Regions from separate parts of the Homo sapiens genome. Here region 1 is linked to region 2. A link is a contact called in ENCODE Hi-C or POLR2A ChIA-PET data. All regions are on one chromosome and are shown on one strand. Each heading gives the region's core, a stretch centred on a gene start or an enhancer-like site at or near the end of the contact. The rest is flanking DNA. Distances are from core to core; before and after follow the strand shown. Region 1 has its middle 23 kb from the start of LINC01391. Region 2 holds the start of DZIP1L (DAZ interacting zinc finger protein 1 like).

What was found. A loop is a pair of places that touch in the nucleus more often than their neighbours do. ChIA-PET counts read pairs that join two places held with the same protein, here RNA polymerase II (POLR2A). Pooled maps may share reads with other maps.
Region 1: a map of ascending aorta shows a loop between it and region 2 (2.9-fold over the local background). The contact joins the enhancer-like site here to the promoter of DZIP1L in region 2. A Hi-C loop is called at or near these places in 1 of 168 maps with a recorded cell type or tissue (ascending aorta) and 11 of 50 pooled maps. POLR2A ChIA-PET finds 5 or more read pairs at or near these places in 1 of 52 experiments (GM10248).

What each region holds. Positions count from the first base shown.
Region 1 is chr3:138,917,924-138,924,513 of GRCh38, reverse strand. No RefSeq gene overlaps it. Among named protein-coding and RNA genes, the nearest start is that of LINC01391, 23 kb to the left of the region's middle. RefSeq lists an enhancer at 960-1,009. Within about 2 kb of position 2,709, at least 6 of the 41 ENCODE cell types and tissues checked have a DNase peak (open chromatin) inside an H3K27ac peak, as active enhancers do; they include ascending aorta, where a contact is called at or near this core.
Region 2 is chr3:138,114,266-138,120,732 of GRCh38, reverse strand. DZIP1L (DAZ interacting zinc finger protein 1 like) reads left to right here and starts at 5,125. Exons shown (of 16, transcript NM_173543.3): 1 at 5,125-5,405. RefSeq lists enhancers at 4,813-5,312, 5,313-5,814 and a silencer at 5,471-5,690.

The sequences.
Region 1 (6,590 bases), core at 1,460-3,959, 810 kb before region 2:
ACCACACCCAGCTAATTTTTGTATTTTTAGTACAGACGGGGTTTCACCATGTTGGCTAGAGTGGTCTCAAACTCCTGACCTCAGGTGATCCACCCGCCTCGGCCTCCCAAAGTGCTAGGATCACAGGCGTGAGCCACCGCACCCAGCCAGAGAGGAAGTGTATTTGTATATTTCACCCTGTCTTTCACAGGGGTTGTTTCAATGGCAAGCAAGTGAATTGAGCCAAAGAGACCCAATTGCAGAACTTTTGTAGGGACTGAAGGCAAAGAGAAGCTTCTTTCCACTAAGATTGATAGCTGTGGGGAAGAAATAAGCCCAAAACTTTAGAGAGCACCCAAGTGGAGAAAGCCTGCATGGGAGTAAAGCCAGCACAAAGGAAAGCAGAACAGACAGGAGTAAGACTGCGCTCTGACCACGCTGTTCAAGCTCCTGGATCCAGTTATACCTGAAGACTTGCCATGAGTTTTCAGTGACAAACCAATACACTTTCTTTCTTTCTTTTTATTTATTTATTTATTTATTGGAATTGTAAACAACTTAAGCTGAGTTTCCGTCATCTGCAATTGGAAGACTCCTAATACACTGGGCCTGTGTTACGGAGAAAAAAGCCACAGGCTGAGGCAGAAGAGTCCTCCTCAAGAAGGATCCCAAGAGTCCCAGGACCACAGGCAGCACTGCCTCCATGCCCAGGTCACAAGGTGCAACTCAGATCAGGGGAGGAGTGCTGGGGTGACAGCCTGGCTGCGAGGGACCACACAACTGTGTGGACCCTCTGGATCCTCGAGGACTGCAGCTTTGAGTGGCTGTCAGATGCACCCTGGGCAAGAACGTAACTCACAGCCATCACAGGCGTATAAAGCAATGGCAGAGTCACCACCCTCCACAAGGGGGCAGTGTGGTCCAAAGTGGAAGTAGGTGAGAGAAAAGCTTGTTACTCAAGAAACATCCCCTGTGGACTCCTGGAAGCACCCAGAGGAAGGGCAGTTTTGCAGTGAGCTGAGATCTTGCATTCTGTAGATGGAAACTGAAGCTGCTGATGCCTGGGTTAGGGCTGGGGGCCCCTAGCACCCACAGACAAGAGAAGCTCAATAGTTCCTAGTTTCAATAATTTTTCCTGAAGATGCCCTGGGAAGATGGCAGGTGCTCAGAGGAGATGATCATAGGCTGTACCTGTGACCCAGGCACACCAGCATGGCATGAAATTGAAGAGACGCCAGGCCCCAAGGACATGCAGCCCTGGGAGCAAATAACGTGGTAATAATATCCGAAGACTGACGTCCCAAGACCCCTGACAATAGGCAGGATGGGGGCTTAGAGTCAGAAATTGGATCATTTAAAGAAGGCCACGTAGCTGGGCTTGGTGGCACACATCTGTAGTCCCAGCTATTTGGGAGGCTGAGGCAGAAGGATTACTTGAGCCCAGGAGGTCGAGGCTACAGTGAGCTACGATTGTGCCACCCTACTCCAGCCTGGGCAACAGAGCAAGAGCCTGTCTCTAAAAAATAAATAAATGAAAAAGGGGACCACAACTAATGCTGTTTGTTTCACACTTGAGTTTGTAAAGCAATAGTAAATTCTCTATATCAGGGGTAAATAATAAATTTTCTATATCAGGGGTCCCCAATCCCCGGGCCACCAACTGGTACGAGTCCATGGCCTGTTAGGAACCGGGCCGCACAGCAGGAGGTAAGTGTGGCAGGTTAGCCAGTGAAGTTTCATCTGTATTTACAGCTGCTCCGAATTACCACCTGAGCTCAACCTCCTGTCAGATCAGTGGCAGCATTAGATTCTCATAGGAGTGCGAACCCTATTGTGAACTGTGCATGTGAGGGATCTAAGTTGCCCACTCCTTATGAGAATCAATGCCTGATGATCTGTCACTGTATCCCATCACCACTAGATGGGACCGTCTAGTTACAGCAAAACAACCTCAGGGCTCCCACTGATTCTACATCACGGTGAGTCGTATAATTATTTCATTATATATTGCAATGTAATAATAATAGGAATAAAGTGCACAATAAATGTAATGCACTTGAATCATCCCAAAACCACCCCCCACCCCCATGAAAAATTGTCTTCCGTGAAACTGGTCCCTGGTGTCAAAAAGGTTGGGGACCACTGCTCTATATGTGGTCTCTGCCCTCTCCAGGGCAAGCTGTCAGGAAAGGGCCTGGTGTGTCTGAGGGGACTTGGGAAGGGAATCCCAGTAGCAGAGACATGCAGGAGCCCAGCTTCTCCATGTCCTGGACTCTCTATCTCAGAGTACATGGGGTAAGGTCTGTGGCATTTTCTCAAGCCCTGGATAGGACAGCCACAATTCAGCCATGTGACCTCTCTCCTGAGCATAAATACAAGCGGCCCAACTTGGAACCACTTAAGAAGCAGAAACCAAACCCCAGCGAGATGGAAAGCACTTCACGCATCATCCAGCTCAACCCCCTCAGGGAGCCAAAAAACAAAATAAAATAAAATAAAATAGGCTGGGGCCTTGCCCAAGGTGGCATAGTGAACTGGTGACTCAGCCAGGAGCCAAAGCCAGGCCTCCTGACCACAAGTCTGGAGCTCTGTACCCTGTGCTGCAGGCCCTCTCTCCTGATGAAAATCTCCACATTCCAGATGAGGAAAAGGAAAAGATTTCTGCACCCTGCGTTTATCTTCACATCTGGACTTCACACTCTGGAATTCAATAGTGAGAGCTCATCACTGTCATTTCCTTGGGATAATGCCTATTGCCCTGACCCATAAAGCTTCAGTCTTACTTATTGCCCCAAACCAGCCCTAGCCACTACTGAGTTAGATGGTAACAACAGTAGCAATCATTTATTGAGCATTGTATTCATCAGCATTCTCCAAAGAAACAGAAACAATAGGAGTTGGAGAAGGGCTTATTTTAAGGAATTAACTCCTGCGATTGCAGGGACTGGTAAATCCAAAATCTTATTTTTTTCCTTCCGACAAGATGGCCAAAATCCAAAACCTATAAGGCATGCGAACAAACAGGAAACTCCGGCAAGGGCCCACACTGCAATCCTGAGTCCAAAGGCAGTCTGGAAGCAAAACTCCTACCTCTTCAGGGACATCAGTCTTTTCTATTAAGGAGGGTAATCTGCTTTACTCAAAGTCTACTGATTTAAGGCCAGGCACAGTGGCTCACCCCTGTAATCCCAGCACTTTGGGAAGCTGAGGAGGGGCATCAATTGAGGTCAGGATTTCAAGACCAGCCTGGGCAACATGGCGAAACTCCATCTCTCCTGAAAATACAAAAAAAAAAAAAAAAAAAAAAAAAATTAGCTGGGTGTGGTGGTGCGTGCCTGTGATCCCAGCTACTCGGGAGGGTGAGGCAGGAGAATTGCTTGAACCCGGAAGCTGGTGGGTGAGCCGAGATTGCTCCACTGCACTCCAGCCTGGGCAACAGAGTGAGATTCTGTCCCGAAAAATAAAAATAAAAAATAAAATTAAAAAATTAAAATAAAAAATAAAATCTACTGATTTAAGTGTTAATCATAGCTTTAAAAAAATACCAGCCAGGTACAGTAGCTCACGCCTGTAATCCCAGCACTTTGGGAGGCTGAGGCGGGTGGATCACCTGAGGTCAGGAGTTCAAGACCAGCCTGGCCAACATGACAAAACCCCGTCTCCACTAAAAATACAAAAATTAAGGTCGGGCGCGGTGGCTCATGCCTGTAATCCCGGCACTTTGGGAGGCGCAGGCGGGCGGATCACAAGGTCAGGAGATCGAGACCATCCTGGCTAACACAGTGAAACCCCGCCTCTACTGAAAATACAAAAAATTAGCCAGGCGTGGTGGCGAGCGCCTATAGTCCCAGCTACTCGGGAGGCTGAGGCAGGAGAATGGCGTAAGAAAACCCGGGAGGCGGAGGTTGTAGTGAGCCTAGATCGTGCCACTGCACTCCAGCCTGAGCGAGACTCCGTCTCAAAAAAAAAAAAAAAGAAAATTAACAGGGCATGGTGGCGGGAGCCTGTAATCCCAGCTACTGGGGAGCCTGAGGCAGGAGAATCACTTGAACCTGGGAGGCGGAGGTTGCAGTGAGCTGAGATCGCGCCATTGCACTCCAGCCTGGGCAACAAGAGCAAAACTCCATCTCCAAAAAAAAAAAAAAAAAAAAAAAAAAAAACCTTCACAGTAACATTTAGGCTACTTGTTTGACCAAAAATCTGGATACCATAGCTTATCCTAATTGACACATGAAACCATCACAAGCATTCCTCTGTGCCAGGCATTCAGATCATCTCAACAGCATTTTGAGACAGCCGTCATTATCCCCATCTTACAGAAGATAAAACCAAGGGCTTAAGTCCAAGTCCACGGGAAGTTGCGGACTATATCTGGAATTCCAGTCTCCCCTCCTTCCTTGTCCATGACTTCCCCCATCTCACCACTGGCTCTCACTCGGTTGCAAGAGCCCAAAAAGTGTGTCTAGGCCACAGGTTCTCAGCCACTGACGCACATTACAATCACTGAGAAAAACTCATCACTGAGTTTTTCTCAGAGATGAAGCAAACCAACAAACAAAAACCAATGTTCAGACCCTACCCCCAGAGAGTCTGATTGAGCTGGTCAGAGGTGGGCCCCTGAGCATCAGTATTTTAAGCTCTCCCAGGTGCTTCTAATGTGCAGCAAGGCTGAGAACCATGGTTATAGAAGGTGGGACAATGCAAAGCATGGGTCCCTCATCTCTTTGGAGTAAAGATTGCCCAGCAGAAAATAACCACAACCTAAATGAAATCAAGTAGCTATAAAATAGCCTGTGGGAAAAACTAGCAAATATATTTCCTTTCTCAGCATGAAATTGGCCATTTCCCCTCTCATTTTTCAAGCAGTGTACAGTGAGTATTTCTTTCATTATTTGGAGATACAAAAGAGTGAAACTGAGTTTAATTCATGTGGGCAACAGGCATTTGGTGAGCACTTGCTGAGTGTTGGGCAGCCAGCAGTCAGATCTAATGTGGTTCCTGTCTTTAGCCAGCAAGCCACTGAGGGGGGCAGTAAAGCCCATGAAACAACGTGGGAAGTGCAACGACAGAAACTTGTCCCAAAGGTGCCAGAGCCCAGAGATGGCGACCAGCAACAGGCTGGGCAGGTGAAACACTGGGTTTGACACTGTGAAGCCTGTATTTTGAGAGACTCACAACCACAATGAATATCCCTCCCTTTGTTGTCGAGGCCTTGAGTACTCGAGGCAGCAACCCAACTGTGAAGGGAACCAGCCAGGTCTACCAGCAGATCCTTACCTATTCTACCAGTCCTTGGTGAAATGAGAGAAGCTTACATTTAGAAGCTCTTGGTATTAAAATATCCCTTCTTTTCTGAATTGATAATAGAATTTGGCTTTGCTAATAATGTCCTGATGTGCCAAATCAACAATTGACAAGTCTGTGTGGTTTGCCCAATACTCCATGGGCTCATGAACTCCAAAAACCTGGGAAGCACCACAGTAGACAATGGCCTGGGGCCTCACAAGAGCAGGAACCTCTGTGATCCTGGTTTATGAGCATAGACCTGTCCTCACTCTGTGTACCCCTGAGCTGCCTGAATAAACCACATGACATAGATTATCAGCTCTTTTCATTTTTTTTTTTTTTTTTTTGAGACGGAGTCTCACTCTGTCGCCCATGCCGGTGTGCACTGGCTCAATCTCGGCTCACTGCAAGCTCCGCCTCCCGGGTTCACGCCGTTCTCCTGTCTCAGCCTCCCAAGTAGCTGGGACTACAGGCGCGTGCCACCACACCCAGCTAATTTTCTGTATTCTTAGTAGAGACGGGGTTTGACTGTGTTAGCCAGGATGGGATTGTCAGCTCTTTGAAAGAAGACATCTATATGTTGGAGCATAATATCAGCAGAATTGTTGAAGTGGGCATTTTCAGGTGTTTATTAGGAACAAATAGGATATACATTCTATTTTATGAAATGAAATGTTCTAATAAAAAAATTTCTTAAGTAACAAAAAATGAACAAATATGATTTTGTACTATGTAAGGTAGAAAATAAAGACAGCAGGGCTGGGCTCAGTAGCTCCCGCCTGTAATCCCAGCATTTTGGGAGGCTGAGGCAGGCAGATCTCTTGAAGTCAGGAATTCAAGACCAGCCTGGCTAACACGGGGAAACCCTGTTTCCACTAAAAATGAAAATTAGCCTGGTGTGGTGGCACACATCTGTAATCCCAGCTACTTGGGAGGCTGTACCCGGGAGGTGGAGGTTGCAGTGAGCTGAGATCTTGGCACTGCACTCCAGCCTGGGCTACAGAGGAGACTGTCGAAGAAGAAGAAAGAAGAAGAAGAAGAGGGAGAGGGAGAGGGAGAGGGAGAAGGAGAAGGAGAAGGAGGAGGAGAAAGAGAAGGAGAAGACAGCCTAACTTTCCTATTACTGGAATCTGGACTTCTTGGACTGGACACCCCTGACCAAAGTGGGAAAGTGGACCACCAACCTTGGTTTCTGCCACCCCAGATCTGGGATACTGGCCCATCACTGATGTGACCCTTTGTAAGAAAATCAGATCAACTGAGAAGGGGGCATCCGTGTTATGAGTGGCTACTAATAAAACAAGGTATACCTAATACAAGCAAAT
Region 2 (6,467 bases), core at 3,876-6,375:
TTCTTTTGAGTTGTTCTATTTCTTGTTGATTTGTAAGCACTCTTTATAAATTAATGTCATGAATACTGTATCATTACACTGCATTTTTTTTAGTTCTTTGTTTTTTAACCTCATTTAGGATGTTTTCACCATATATGTTTCAAAATTTTTATGTAATCCAACCTGTCTTTTTTTTTGTTTTTTGGGTTTCATGCCATGCTTCCCTACCCTTCTGTCACTCTGCTCCCCTTCAAGAAATAAAGGCAGAGCTCTCTCACCCAAGGGAATTGTCAGGACCCTGAATCTCAGATGTATCTTCTAAACTAAGTTACAAGGTTAGTGCACTCTCCTTGGTGGTATTGGGGCAGGGATTCTTAATTTAGGGGGCTGTGAAGAGATTTTGGGGGTCTGGGAACTTACTCTTTATTTTTACTAGCTGTTAATCAAAATGTATCATTCCTTCCAATTATGAATGTATGCCACAAACCACAGTAGTATTAGTAGAACCTGTGACTTTGTCATTAAATATTAGTTTTTTCCTATCACATTAAAGTTATTACGGATATCTTGAAATAATTGTTTACACTCTTACTACTTTTAGGTCAGATGCTAGATCTTGCCATTTAATGCATTAATAAACAAAAATGCTATTATTTTACACATTTTCTTATGTTTTCATAGCTATATTTTCAATATTTTGATGTCCTCTGTAATTCTATGTTTTGCTTGGTGCATTTAAAACCATTCTTAGGCTGGGCGTGGTGGCTCACACCTGTAATCTCAGCACTTTGGGAGGCTGAGGTGGGCGGATCACAAGGTCAAGAGATCGAGACCATCCTAACCAACATGGTGAAACCCCGTCTCTACTAAAAATACAAAAATTAGCTGGGTGTGGTGGCAGGCGCCTGTAGTCCCAGCTACTTGGGAGGCTGAGGCAGGAGAATCGCTTGAACCCAGGAGGTGGAGGTTGCAGTGAGCCGAGATCATGCCACTGCACTCCAGCCTGGAGACAGAGCAAGACTCCGTCTCAAAAAATAAATAAATAAATAAAAAATAAAAATAAAAACCATTCTGAGGAAAGGGTGTGGGCTTCATCAAACTGCCAAAGAGGAATCCCTCCTCCAAAAGGCAAAAGCCCAGGCAGGAGGCAGCTGGGGCAGCTCCTTCTAGATCCCACCCGCCCATCACTGCCAGCCAATGAGGGGCCATATCACAGCCACGCCTTAGGCCAGGCTTATCCAGCTCTGCATTTTCATTTTTGCAGAAGGGATGTTTTCCTGAGAAAGGAGGTCTTTTCGGTAAGTGCTCAGACTTCCTTCAAAGTGAACTTTTCAGGGATTGGGCTAGAATGTACGATCTGCCTAAGAAAGTTTCCTCTCAGATCCTGCCAGTTCTAGACATGTCAGAGTGCAGGCCTTTCTTTTGTTGCTAGATTCTTAGATTTTTCAGAAACCAGCAAACCAGATTTTATGTAAAATCCTCCTCTGACTGTATGCCTGCCTATCTATACATCAACGCAGAAAACCCAACAATACACTTTTGACCTAAAATCACCTCAGGGCTCATTAGTGGCCGGCATCCCAGCGCAGGGAGACCTGTCCCATACACCTCAGATACACTTCCCTTCAGGAGAATGGGATCCAGAGCAGGTTTCTAAGGTGTGATGCCAGCATTTGGCAGCAGAGGGCACTCCTATTACAGGCTGTCTAGGCTGTGTCCTATTTCCTGAGGTGTAGGAGGGAGACCGTCTGTGAAAGGGGCTGAGCTGGGTCAGAGGGCGGGTGACTAGTACTGGGCTGAGGAGGGAGTGAGGGGCCATTGGGATATTGAAAATCCATCCTCCTGTCCTCCCACCCAGCAGTTATGGGCCAGCTGCTCGGGGTGACAGGAATGTCTCCTGGACTAGCCAGCTAGGGCCAGTCTCCCTTGGTCTATGCACCTGTCCCCACGGCTGATGCCAGAGCTTGTGTGTGCTACAGTAGAGGTGGGCAGCAGAAATGACAGCTTTCCAGTGCCAAGTGATCTAGTCCTCTAGAGGTTGTTGGTATCCTTGGGACTAAGAAAATAACTTGGCACATGATAGGCATGCAGTAACTCCTCCCTGTGTTGAGTGTTGAACTAAGGCCCAGTAAGGGAAGAGTGTGAGGGTTCCATGCATGAGGTCTTAGTCAGCTCAAGATTCAGGATTTGGTTTTTGGCTAAGGTAGATCTGGGTGCATGTCAAGTCTACTTTCTTACACCAGCCCTGCAAAGGAGGGCACCCTATTTACACATGGGGAAATTGAGGCTGGTGGAAATAACATGCACAAAGGTATCCTCAGAACTACTTTCTGCAAATTTCAGGGATACAGTGGGAAGAGAGCTGAGAAGCAAATGTCCTTGGCGATTTCACAGTGTCAAGTCAGGAGTGCACACCACTGACTTGTAGGCCCAGGGCAGAGCCTACATGTAATTTAGCTAATTTGATTCTAACAACTCTTCTAGGTAGAGTTTACTTTTCCCATTTTACAGAGGAGAAAAATGAAAGGTCAGAGAGGCTACGTGACTTTCCCAGGGTTATGTAGCTTGGGAATGTGGAATGTAGATGTGTCTTTGACTCCCAAGGCCTGGACTCTTCTCTTTGCTCTTGTGGGTGGCAGAAAATCCTGGGGTGAAAAAAGTGCCCTGACTAGGAGAAGACGGCAGGAACAAGATCCCCCATCCGAATACATGGTGCACAGATATCCCAACTTAGTCCTGGTCCCTGCTCCATCCACTATTTTTTTTTAATGTTTAAAAAATTGTGATAAACTGTACATAATGTAAAATTTGCCATCGTAACCATTTTCAAGTGTACAATTCAGTGGCATTAAGTACATTCACATTATTGTGCAACCATCACTACCATTTATCTCTGGAACTTTTTCATCATTCCCAAACTGAGAATCTGTACTCATGAATCAATAACTACTCATTCCCCCTCCTCCAGCCACTGGTAACCACTATTCTACTTTCTGTCTCTGTGAATGGACTATTCTAGGTACAAGTGGAATCATACAATATTTCCAGGTATAAGTGGAATAATACAATATTTGTCCTTTTGTGTCCAGCTTATTTCATTTAGCATAATGCTTTTGCCTTGATCTGAATGTTTGTGTCCCTGCAAAATGGGGTTGAAATCCTGACCCCCAAGGTGACGGTATTGGGAGGTGGGGCCTTTGGGGGGTGGTTAGGTCATGAAGGTAGAGTCCTCATAATTGGGACTAGTGCCCTTATGAAAGAAACCCCAGAGAGCTAGCCAGCCCCCTTCTACTAAGTGAGGGTGCAGTGAGAAGATGACAGCCTATCAACCAGGAAACAGGCCCTCACCAGGCACCGAATCTGCCAATGTCTTGATTTTGGACTTCCCAGCCTCCAGAACTGTAAGAAAAAAACTTCTATTGTTTATATGCTACCCACTCAATGGTATTTTGTTATAGCAGCCTGAATAGACTAAGACAGTTTTCAAGGTTCATTCATGTGTCAGAATTTCCTTCCCTTTTAAAGTTAATATTACATTGTATGGATATACCACATTTTGCTTATCCATTAATCTGTCGATAGACATTTGAATTGTTTCCACTTTTTGGCTATTGTGAATAATGCTATTATGAACATGAGTATACAAATATCTGTTTGAATCCCTGCTTTCAGTTCTTTGGGGTATATACCCAGAAATGGAATTGTTGGATCTTTTGGCAATTCTTGTTTAATTTTTTGAGGAACTACCATTCTGTATCCACAGTAATGGTACCATTTTACATTCCCACCAGCAATGCACAGGAGTTCCAGTTTCCCTGCAAGTCCTTGACAACGCTTGTTCCCATACACATTTGCTTTGGCTGCCTCAAAATGTAGAGCTTGGCAGATTGAGATTGTGGTGGGACGAAAGCCTTTGAAATGGAAAAAAGAGAAAGAGGGAGGGAGAAGAGTTGCGGAGTGGAGAGAGAGAGAGTGTGTGTGAAAAGGAGCTTTTTTCCCACTCTTCCCTGACCCTCATGGGGGCTGCAGCGACTCCTAGAACCTTCAAGCAGCGAGACAGAGGTTCCCTCCACCAGGCGCAGAGCTCTCCTTACACCTGGCCTCCTATTCCCAGCAACTTTAAGGAGATATTTTTAAGTGGCCATGGTTTTATCAAATGCCTATTAAGTTTTTGCCACAAAAGGATTTTATTTAAAATAAAAATAGGGGTAGGTATTTGACTGATGCCCCTTGTGAGTGCTCTAGAGAAGAGGAATGAATACTGACATGTCCTATCTTCCCAGATGCAGAATTGTAAAACAAACATAACTGCTTTTCACATGTGAAAGAAAACTGGCTTAGAACATACTAGCGTTTTCTTTGCCATGAAGGAGTTCACCTTCAGTGACTAAGCCAGAACTACTAGAGTTGCCGGGCCTAGGGACAGGAGACATTGCCAGTGCTTAGCCAGGCTGGCCAGGACTAACCATCTCTGCAAGGAGTCCACAAGAAGCCTCAGGGCAGCCTTTCCCTGCTCCTATCAATTTGAGTTGAGCAACAAACATTTTGACCAAATATCAGCTCTATGGCACAACTCACAGTTACGGTGCCCACAAAACGGAATCTCAGCAAAGCAACTACTACTATGGGAAGAGATCAGGGACTAATATCAGGAGAAAAAATAAGTTTTTCAGTCCTGGGTTTCCAAGTTGGCATCCCCAGGGCAAACCAGCAGGTTGGGAGGGTAGGGGGTGGTGGGTGGGGGCTGCGGAGGGAAGGTGGCTGCTGTCTGTCTGATCAGACCTGGGGCACACCCAAAGAACTCTCCTAGCTTGGGATCCGGTCAGGAAGAAACCAGGACGGTCCCTTTAGGAGGGTGGGCAGGGCTATCTGCCCGGGGGGTGCGGCCGCCCCTGCACAGCAGGCTATCGATTGTACCGGAGGCAGGGTGTGGGGAAACCGGGGCAAGTCCAGCCTCTCAGCAAGGCCAGGAAGCCATTCACTTGGATCCTGGATTTTACTAACGGATTAAACGTGGCATTCCCGCCTTCCCCCATCCGTTACAGACCTAAAAATAGCTCGTCCGAGAGGGGCCGGGAGAGGCTCCACCTCTTCTTGAGGTGGGGCGGGGCGGCTGTAGTAGGAGCTGGAGGCACCAGAGACCCCAAGCCACGAGCTGACCGACGCACCGAGGAGCTCTCTGTCCGCGGTCCCGCAGGTTGGCGGCACTGGAGTGGGCCGGGCAGGCTCTGCCTCCGCCGCAGAGAGCGCCCGGACTGCGTGGGGCTGGGGAAGCATCCCGGGAACGGCGGGCGGTGAGCATTCCGGGAACCATCTCTGGGCTGTCTGGGGCGGTGGAGCAAGTCTGGAGGCGGGACGTGGGGCGAGTATGGGAGCCGCCACCTCGAGACGTCTTCCCGCCGTCCCCGGCTCCAGGAGACCCCACGGTGAGCGGGCCGCGCGGGAAAACTATGCCAGGAATTCGTCCCGGGAGCGGGGCGGGTGGGTAGCTTGGCTGCAGTCCGAGGGATCAGCGATTCGGGAGGTTAAACATTAGCGGGGGCGAACTCCCTGCCGGGGTGCAGCGGGGCGCGGGAGGAGCCGGCTGCGTGCGTCCGCGCTGCCCAGGGCGCGCCCTTCTGGCCCGGCGCGGCCCTGCAGCCCGGCCCCCTCGGCCTGCTCCGAACTGCGGCGCCCAGGGAGGGAAGGACCCGTGCGCGGGGGACGAATGACGGGATGCCCCAAGACTCGGCTTCACTGGGAAGACGGCCTTGGGTTTTTACTTTTTGAAAAAAGAAAAGTGATTTGGGAGGGCTTGATGATCTGAGTGCCGTAGGTAAAGGAGGATTCTTTTAGTAATGAGGTGATTTAAAAGCAATCGCATTGGCATCTTTCGTTCCCCTTCTTCCTTTCCTGGGCTGGACCTCAGCAGGAGGCAGACGTGGTATTTTCATCCTGAGGTGGCTGCGCATAAAGTCCACCGAAGACCTGCTCAGTGCAGGACAGGGATCAGGAGGCAGGGCAGAGGAGGGGGTCCGAGGCTGCCTGGGCAGGGCCTAGTTCACGGAGCACTTCCTAGGGGCCCAGGGCCTAGGCTGCCCCTGCCTGGTCTCCTGGAATTCGATTTCTAACAGGACTTTGGAGAGAGGCCTGGGAAGTATGGGGTGTTCTGACTTGGCTTCTCACACCCTCATCTGCAGATAGGGTGGGTGATCTCTCCCTTCTCAGTTGCAGCCCCTAGCACCTCTCCTCCCCCTCCCGGATGTGAGGACTGGCCAGTGAGAACAATCCTGCTTAGGGAAGGCTGATCCTCCAGTCTAGTGGCTGATAAGGGGCCTTCTGACTGTCTTGGTCAGACACCTCCCTCATCTGGGAATATTTTTTGATACTATCTAACTTGATAAAATACCTCATGAAGTTGTATGCTTCAGGTTGGGAACAGAAACCTGAGTTCATGTGGGCACCATAACTGTGGGTTGTGCCATGGAGCTGATATTTGGTCAAAGGTT